Regions from separate parts of the Homo sapiens genome. Here region 2 is linked to region 1. Evidence: read pairs that join two places in POLR2A ChIA-PET (ENCODE). Cell type or tissue: IMR-90. All regions are shown on one strand.

What was found. ChIA-PET counts read pairs that join two places held together with the same protein. Peaks named below come from ENCODE experiments on the same cell type or tissue, not always from the same donor. Only the 100,000 strongest peaks of a DNase experiment are listed, where the experiment ranks them.
Region 2: POLR2A ChIA-PET joins it to region 1 with 7 read pairs; 3 of 35 experiments call an interaction of 5 or more read pairs at or near these places.

What each region holds. Positions count from the first base shown.
Region 1 is chr21:39,069,554-39,074,553 of GRCh38, forward strand. All of the region lies in intron 3 of LINC02943 (long intergenic non-protein coding RNA 2943), which reads right to left. Among named protein-coding and RNA genes, the nearest start is that of LINC02943, 12 kb to the right of the region's middle. In IMR-90, no CTCF peak of the experiment used is centred here; a DNase peak (open chromatin) is centred at 2,448; H3K27ac peaks cover 1,047 bases.
Region 2 is chr21:38,856,904-38,861,903 of GRCh38, forward strand. It overlaps LOC101928398 (a long non-coding RNA gene), which reads left to right and starts at 636. Exons shown (of 3, transcript NR_109926.1): 1 at 636-722; 2 at 873-1,052; 3 at 1,174-1,959. In IMR-90, no CTCF peak of the experiment used is centred here; no DNase peak of the experiment used is centred here.

The DNA of each region.
Region 1 (5,000 bases):
GAACAGAACAGAGGCCTCAGAAATAATGCCACACATCTACAACCATCTGACCTTTGACAAACCTGACAAAAACAAGCAATGGGGAGAGGGTTCCCTATTTAATAAATGGTGTTGGGAAAACTGGCTAACCATATGCAGAAAACTGAAAGTGGACCCCTTCCTTACACCTTATACAAAAATTAACCCAAGATGGATTAAAGACTTAAATGTAAGACCTAAAACCATAAAAACCCTAGAAGAAAACCTAGGCAATACCATTCAGGACATAGGCATGGGCAAAGACTTCATGGCTAAAACACCAAAAGCAATGGCAACAAAAGCCAAAATTGACAAATGGGATCTAATTAAACTAAAGAGCTTCCACACAGCAAAAGAAACTATCAGCAGAGTGAATGGGCAACCTACAGAATAGGAGAAAATTTTTGCAATCTACCATATGACAAAGGGCTAATATCCAGAATCTACAAAGAACTTAAACAAATTTACACGAAACAAACAACCCCATTGAACAGTGGGCAAAGGATATGAACAGACACTTCTCAAAAGAAGACATTTATGCAGCCAGCAACATGAAAAAAAACTCATCATCACTGGTCATTAGAGAAATGCAAATCAAAACCACAATGAGATACCATCTCACGCCAGTTAGAATGGCCATCATTAAAAAGTCAGGAAACAACAGACGCTGGAGAGGATGTGGAGAAATAGGAATGCTTTTACGCTGTTGGTGGGATTGTAAATTAGTTCAACCACTGTGGAAGACAGTGTGGTGATTCCTCAAGGATCTAGAACCAGAAATACCATTTGACCCTGCAATCCCATTACTGGGTATATAACCAAAGGATTATAAATCAGTATACTATAAAAGACACATGCACATGTATGTTTATTGCAGCACTGTTCACAATAGCAAATACTGGGAACCAACACAAATGCCCATCAATGATAGATTGGATAAAGAAAATGTAGCACATATACACCATGGAATACTAGGCAACCATAAAAAACAATAAGTTCATGTCCTTTGCAGGGACATGGATGAAGCTGGAAACCATCATTCTCAGCAAACTAACACAGGAACAGAAAACCAAACACTGCATGTTCTCACTCATAAGTGGGAGTTGAACAATGAGAACACATGGACACAGGGAGGGGAACATCACACACCAGGGCCTGTCTGGAGGTGGGGGACTAGGGGAGGGATAGCATTAGGAGAAATACCTAATGTAGATGATGGGTTGATGGGTGCGGCAAACCACCATGGCACGTGTATACCTATATAACAAACCTGCACATTCTGCACAGGTATCCCAGAACTTAAAGTATAATTTAAAACACACACACACACAAGATTTCAAAGATAGAATGAGACAAAGAAGATAAAATTGTTCACTAATCATTTTTATATCAAATATATGATGAGATGATACGAATATATTGGTTTAAATTAGCTATGGTATCAAAATTAACTTCACTGTTTTTTTTTTTACTTTAAATACTGGGATACATGTGCAGAATGTGCAGGTTTGTTACACAGGTATACACGTGCCATGGTGGTTTGCTGCATCTATCAGCCTATCATCTAGGTTTTAAGCCCCGCATGCATTAGGTATTTGTCCTAATGCTCTCCCACCCCTTGCCGCCCATCCCCCGACAGGTGTATGATGTTCCCTTTCCTGTGTCCATGTGTTCTCATTGTTCAACTCCACTTAAGAGTGAGAAAATTCAGTGTTTGGTTTTCTGTTCCTGTGTTAGTCAAAGGACATGAATGAAGCTGGAAGTTCACTATTTCTTTTTTATTTTTTAACATGTGACTACAAGAAAACTTTCCATTATAAAAACACCCCATGTTTCTATTGGTCAGCACTGATCTGCAAGACTCTACAAGCTTTAAAGCTAAAATTCTTGAAAGTGCTCTTAGAAATGGTTTTATATGCTTGCCTTCTCCTTGGAAATATACACAATTTATCAACCTGCCAAAAAGGTCTTATCCATCCACCTCTTCTCACTAGGAAGTAGCAAGAGAAAGGGCTGATCAAAGCCAGATAACCTGTCCCACATAATGGCCAAGGCTTCCTTTGAATAATATCATGGTGGCTTTTGATTTTACATAGCCAATTCCAGATAAGAGAGGCCCGTCCTTGTTAAAATGACTGTTAAGTCCATTCAACATAATATTATCTAAAGACCGACTATCACTCCAATTTCTGATAAAAGCAACAAATGTGGTTAGAGTCCCAGGCTGATCTTTTGCTTGGTTAACACAATCCAGTCCATTTTTTCCTAATGATCACTTCTTTTCTTTCAGCTGAAATGTCTTTCTCATTAGCAGACATTTTTGAAGTAGAGGGGTTGTTTGTTTAAGGCTTCAAGACCAAGGCAAACATTTGTTATAAGGCTCCAAAGGAATTTGCAAATAATTTCCATCCATGATTTCCAAAGCCACAGGCTGCTTGTATAACATTTGTGCAAAATGCGTGGGCTGCTCCCATGAAGCAAGCATTGCCAGAAATGTTTACTCTGCAGGAGTAAAGCTGTGTGTTTGTCACTCTGTTTGAAAACTTCCACATGGCAGCTCAATGGGTAGAGTGTGGAATAGACACTCCATGGATGGCCACGGAACTCTCCATGCCTGTGTCCTCTGATGAGCTGCCCTTGCAGGATTTGACACCTCTTGATTCACTGTGGCTGTCACCTCTTTGAATTGTCTTCAGTTAAGACTGATCACACAAAGGCCAAGTACAGAAGGGTTCTCCAGCTCTCTAAATGCAGGCCATCCCATGAAGTTTAAGAATAGAAAAGCCCTGGACAGTCGTGGGACAATGTTATAGCATAAATTGTGTCCCCAAAAAAGATGTATTGAATTCCTAACCCCTGATATCTCAGAATGTGACCTAATTTTGGAAGTAGGGTCTTTACAGAGGTAATCAAGTTAAAATGAGGGTATTAGAGTGGGCTCTAACCTAGTATGACTGATGTCCTTATAAAAGGGGGGAATGACACAGACACAAAGGAAGAACTACATGAGGAGACACCGAGAACCATGAGAAGATTGGACTTAGGCTGTCACAGCCAAGGAATGACTGGGGCTACCAGAAGCTGGGAGAGAGGCCTGGAACAGATCTCTCCCTACGGCTCTGCAGAGCTTGGATTTGGTCTTCTCTCCTCCAGAACAGCAAGAGAATAAATCTCTCATGTTTTCAGCCACCCAGTTGGTGGCATTTTATTACAGTAGCCCCAGGACTAATACAGACTTGAATTCTAACAGTTCCCATGACTTTTGGGGTTTTTTTTTTGCCATCATTCTCACATGCCATCCCACCTTGGTCCCTTAGTATGCGTCAGTGATCTGGGGGTGACCACGTATAGTGGCAGCATCTTAAAAATGCATTCTATAGGTTGCCAGATTTAACAAATACAAATAGAGGATGCCTAGTTCAAGTTGAATTTCAGATAAACAACAGATAATTTTTAGTATAAGTATTTAGTATACTATTTGTAAGTGTTTAGTATAAGTATTTACTATAAGTAATGTCCTTCAGACATACTTATACTAAAAAGTTTTCTGTTGTTTATCTGAAATTCATGTTGAAACTGGATGTCCCGTATTTTATCTGGCAACCTAAATAATAAGCATCTTTGAAATACTCTAAACTCCCTGGAAAAGACATGTGTTTGGTGCCACGAGGCGGGCTGGGAGAATTTCCATGAGGCTGGGCCAAAACACAGGGTTCATTGCTTGGCATCAGCTCACTTCTGCTTCCACAATGAGAAGCAGAAACTTAATTCCTCCAAGGAACAATTAATTGGAGTAGAAAGCTTGATTCTTGCATTTCCCATGTAGGTCACAAATTTCTGTTGTTGCAATGTACCTAATACCTATGTTGTGGTTCAAAATGTAGCATCATCTTAATGCATGCCCATAACTGAATTGTTCCGCCTAAAATGAGTGTAATCACCCTAACCCTAAACTATTCATAACAGACAGGTGAGCTTCAGGGGTGCATGACCCACACAGCCACACAGGGCCTTGCGCTCAGGACCCCACACTTGATTCAAAACTCTGCAGTCACCGTATTAAAATTCTCAGTAATTTTTGAGCAAGGGGTTCTGCATTTTTATTTTGCACTGGGCCTCACAAACGATGTCACCGGTCCGAGGACAGGTGTACCTAATAACACGTCAGCTGCTGCACAAAATGCTTCCATCACTGAAAAGTGACAGATGCCTCAGCCTATTCTTTGCTGAACTCGCTTCTAAGCAACTAGAGCCCTTTGGCCTGGCACCTCTCCTCTGCCACGTGCTGCTGTCTCCAGCATTGCTTTAATTTAATTAGTGTCTGGCTGGTTGAAAAGACTGTTTTTGATTCTGTGTGTGCTGTATGAGCTGTTGTCTGGATTCTCTTCCAACTTGGCCTTGGGAACACCCAGTGTCGAATCTGCTGTCTTTGGCTCTGTAAGACTGTGGTTTTTAAAGGACAATTGTTGCTCATAGCAACTTGAAGGCTGGATGGAGACTTGCCTGAAGCCCCATGAACCAGCAGATTTGGGGCTATTTAATTTCCCACCAGTAGCTGATTCCAAAGGTGTGCTTGTGTGGAACCAAATCTCTCTGCCATCAGCCACATTTATTTTCTAATCTTCATTTTTTTTCCCTCCCTTCTCATGTACAGGGTTCAGCTTTCTTTCTCCTCCTCTAAGGTTTTCCTTCCGAATTCCCCTTATCCCTTTCCTTGTCCTCTCCCTGTTTGTAACCCATCCACTATTCCACATGCCCCTAGCTGACCCATTTTTTGCTCAGGTCTTTCTCCAGGGGAGAAGAACCAAAAGATGAGATTCAAATTGATTTTGCTGCTCATTAATGTCCCTTTCAAAGTTCTTGACGAGGGTGATGAAGCCAATGCCTAGGGGAAGAAATTTCAAACATTGGCTTTCCAGTTCCATTCCAGTTCCCCACCAATGTCTTCAGTGATGCCACCATGCAAAGAGCATCAGGAAAGG
Region 2 (5,000 bases), 210 kb before region 1:
TTGCTGAACAGGGACAAACCAGCTTCATAGAAAATCCATGAAATTGTAGACTCCACCAGAAATTTTAGACTCCATCTACTTATTTCTCCTGGATTGTTACATTGAAAATCCAGGTCTCTCAGTTTAGACCTTTGGGGAGACTCTTCAGTCCTCTCCCCATCTGCTAACCTTGACCAAACACAAAGGAGAGAGGGGCTTCAGAGGAGGGTCCCTCGGACCTTGGTGGGCAGGACCCACTTTCCCTGTGCAGAAGGAAACTTGAAATCAGGAGACTGAGCCTCACCCAGGGACAGGCCCCACCACTGTGCCCTGACAGGCCCTTGTGGACAGAAAGGGACAGGGCGTAGCCTCACTTCGACCCTCTGGGTTTGCTGTGGGGCCAGCTGGGCCTGGTGTGGCTGAGCTCCAGAGTGCTGTCAGCCACTCCCAGTTCCCTCATGACCTGGGCAGGGAATATAATATCACCTCTATCTGTGCAGTAAGCACAGCAATGTCAGGGACACTGTTTTTAGAATCTGGCTTGCTCCCCTCCCCCAGCCCAACTGATTATCTGTCCTGGTTGCCAGGCACCTGTTTGCATTAGATACAGAACACTCCGCAGGGTCCCGAGTAGGCAGTTGTGGTCCACAGGCCACTGGCAAACAGAGGCAGAGCCACAGAGGGGCTGCTCGTCCCCAAATGTCTCTCCAGCCGCTCTGAAGCTGCTGCGGGCTGCTGTGCTGGTGATGGCTGAGATCATGAGATGAGCCCCGGGGGTCCCTGGGCATCCCTGGGAGGTCCTGGTTTGTGTTGCTGTGGTGGTCTTAGTCATTAAGAGATGACACTTTATAAAGAGGAAAAGAGCTTAGTAAAAGTGTTGTTCTCACCAGCAGGTCCATGGAGAAGGTGGAACACTGGACTAAAGAGACAGGCTGAGGAAGCCCTCAAGTCACCCCTGATGGAGGCCAGACCTTGAATGTTACAATCCCTCTGCTTATCGACCCTTAATAAAAATCTGAGCAGGTCTTCTCTGCAGGACACAGGAGGCTTTCTGGAAAAAAAAACATGGAAAAGTGAGTCTCCTAAGCGTTCCCAAGTGATTGATGCAGGACACATCTTAAAAGGATGAAAGGAGGATGGAGGAAAACTTCAGAAGGAAATAACACAGTTTGAATGAAAACACCTATTTTGCAGAAAGTCCGGAAGTGCTCGACCAAGAGATCGCGAGATGGGAGCAGAGAGTACAGGAAAGGAAGGAGGAGAAAGAAAGGCTGGAAACCTTTGAATGCACAAAAAAAACAGGTCATGAAAGATACCACGAGCCAACTAAAATCTCTGGCTGAAAATGTGCTGGACACCATGCAGTTGGAAGATTTCACTAGGGACCGCAGTGATGAGGGGAACTTGGAAGCAGAGCTAAAGAGGAAAGCAGAAAATGAAGAAACCACCCCCTTAAAAATTAAGTAAATTTTTTTAAAGTTATGTGCATACATTCTGTATATACAGAAAAGATATCTAAATTGTATGCACGCAGAAGGAGCATTGCCCCCACAAGGAACAGTTCATGCTAAATGGTGCAGATGAAGAGACTTTGACAAAGGAAGTTTCCTGAGCTGTGGGCAGGGATGAGAGCTCAGACAAATGATGGGAAGCCTCCCAGATGCCAAGGTTTCCCACCCCCAGGTTTCAAGGGAGGAGAGAGGAAGTGATGTCATCTGAGCCCAGTGAGGCCCTGTCAAGGGACCAGGGAAAACTGCCCCCACTTTTTGCTCCCATCCTCTCATTGACTGCAGGTGCACAGGCAGCTGCCTGAAAGAGGGCCTGCGAAGTGCAAGCCAGAGGAGTTGGCCTCCATGGCACAGAGCAGGCAGAAAACAAATTTGGAGAATGACCAGCACTCTTGGGTTTATTTGACTGAAAGTGCTTGTTTTATTGCATTCACTCACATCCATTTATTTAATAAATATCCATGGAGTGTCTATCATGTCTTCTGCACTGTTCTAGGGGCTTGGGATACAGAGATGAAAAATGCCAACCCGATGAGGCCTGCAGACCACTAGAACTTACATTTTAGTGATGGGCAAGGTCAGGTAATAAAAGACAAGCAAGTGATGGGAATATGTGCTCTGCAGACATTTCCAATCCAGTGATGGGAGAACAGGGGCTATGGGAGAGCACCCAGGAGGCAACATTTAACCTGAGATCTAAAAGTAAGAAGGAGGACCCTAGGAGGGTCAGGGGCAGAATATTGCAGGTAGAAGGTACAGGTAGGATAAGACCAGGAGAACTCTGCCTCTGGGTCCAGGGGAAGCAAAGTAAAGTGGGGTTGTGGGGAGTGTGCAGAGCCCTGTGCACAGATGTGACATCCAGTGCAGTGTGATCACCCAGGGAAGGGTCTTACCCCTCGAGAGGTGGGGTTGCAGGGAAGGGGGCATGGAGGAATGTGTATGCCACCTTGACCTTTTTGGTTGTGGAGAGAACGGAATAAGAATTGGGGGAGAGGCAGGATTTCAGCGAGGGGTGTCACAGGGGTCTGCTGTTGGGGTGGTCATCACAAGATGAATCAAGGACAGATCGGGCTGTGTTTGGATGGTTGTGAGGATCAGAGAGGAGGAATGAAAGACACCCTTGGGTGCTTTCTTATAACCCTGTGATGTTTGTCACTACTTTAAGAAAGCCTTAGTAAAATCTCTGCAGGAGAGCCCCTGACAAAAAGTCAGAAAGGCTGTAGTGTATTAATTACCCCAGGGAAAGCCTGCTTTTCCCTAGCATAGAGTGTGGTGTGCCGCATGTCTCTCTTGAACTTGCATTTGGTTCCTGCACTACTCCCACAACAAGGACGGTAGGGGCGGGTACAGGTGGGGCTCCAGTGAAGGGTGGGGGTTCTCAGGTATGATGCGTTTACAGCCTGCATTGAGGCTATATGATGCCCCTCGTTTGGAGATTCCAAGAGGAATTTTAAGTTTATTCCACCAGAGTGCACCACCATTAAATAAGAAAGACTCATGAGCTATAAGTGCTCATGAATGTGGTGGGTGTACATGCTGGGGCTGTGCCTCGCTCTTTAATTGTCCCAGCAGCCGGCTGTGGTGGGTAGGAAGATCAGGGCGGGCTCTCTGGAGGAGGCGGCTCCTGAGCTGAACACTGAAGGATGAGTAGGAGCTATCTCCAGTGCTTTTCAAAATTGAAGGGGCAGATGAATCACTTGGAGAGCTTGTTAGTAAGCAGATTCTGATTCATCAGGCAGGGGCCTGAGCCTTGCTTTGCTCCCAGGTGATGCCTATGCTGATGAGATACGAAAGAGGGAGGCTCTTTAGATCATTATAGGGCAGGAGTCAAGGAAAGATGAAGGGACAGGGAAGGAAAGATGAAGGGACAGGGAAGGAAAGATTTCTGGCCAGGACAAGGCACAGGCAAAGACACGAGGGTGCACACAGCTTGGTCTAGGGGAACAGGAGAGTTTGTGTTCTGGATCCAGGGACTCAGGAGGGAGGGCAGGACCTGGCAGCAGAACAGATCCCCAACCCACACAGATGGGCTCTTCCTGCTCATCCTCTCCAACGCCCCTATCTACCATGGGTGATCTTTAGCCTCAGAACACTTTATTTTTCTGAGGAGTACAAAGGACCACAGACTGGAAGTCACACTGGGGAAGCAGCCATGGAGAACGCACTCTGCCTAAACACAGCTTGTACAAGGAATAGCCTGAAGACAAGGTCAAAGGCTTCAAATCATGAACCAACTCACGAGCTCCGGACAAGCTCATTTGTCCCATGAGCAGGATGTCTGAGGGCTCAGTGAATCTTAGTGAACACATCAAATACAAATACACCTTATGTCTAAGAATCTGATGACAAATGAGTATTTTTATCCTCTTTGGGGTAAAATAATGTGTATTCTGCTGTGTTCTTGACTGAAGAGGTATATATATACATATAATTATATATACATATGTATACATACACACATATATATAATTGTGTGTGTGTATAGGCACATTATACAATGCAACACAACACCTATATGCTTTTTTATTTCATTCTACAAATATCCTCAGTGAACTCCAACCACCACACGAGGTACAAGGTTCAAGAAAAGATGCTACATAGGTTGCATGTACTTTTTCAAGGGTTCGAACACGCTACTTAGACTTCTATTTTTTCATTTATTCATTCAACAGAGATTTATTAAGCCCCTTCTATGTGCCAGGCACCAGGCAGATTTGGGAGATACTACTGTGAACAAGACAGACAAGGTCCTGGCTTCAAAGAGCTGAACTTGACTGAGAGGCGGGTGGTGACTGAGGCCTGGCGGATGCAGCGGCTCCCTGCCAAGATCCCTCTCCAGTTCAGTTTCCCAGGAGCCAGGGAGGGAGCTCGCCTGCTGCACAGCATCGTCAGGGAAACTTGTAATTACAGCATTTATTAGGACAGATTAGAGAGCCAAAAGAATCACATTGTTAAAGGAACAATGAAATTAAAAAAGAGGTTAAGCAAAAACCACAGGAGAAAAACCCATGCATTCGCCAGCTATTACAGGCTCACAAGATAGCAGTTACATGATTGAAATCTCCTCCTTAGCCTCTGATCTGCTTAGGCATTTTTAGCTGGAAGAGACCAATCATATCTCTAGTCTTGAGCCTGGGGCCGTCTTCTCCGGCTGTGGGTACAGTTGGGAGGCAGCTTTGCAGAGGCCAAGGGCCGTGGTTTGACCTTGGGCAAATGACTTAATCTCCAGGAGCCTCAGTTTACTTATCTGTAATAATTCCTGCCTTGCAGGCTGGCCATACGGCCATACGACTGAGAAATCATAAGTGTGTTGCGACCAGCACATACATTCTCAAAGAGAGGTAACTGCCAGTCAGTGGTAGACCAAGCCATGTTAGAGCCTGCAGCAAAAGGCAAGTTCAGAAATACAGATCCTCTTTATTTAAAATGTTGTTATTTTGTCATCAAGGAATTTATTGCATTAATTTTGATTATATATATAGCATTAAAACAGTATCTATCTTGGCTGGGCGA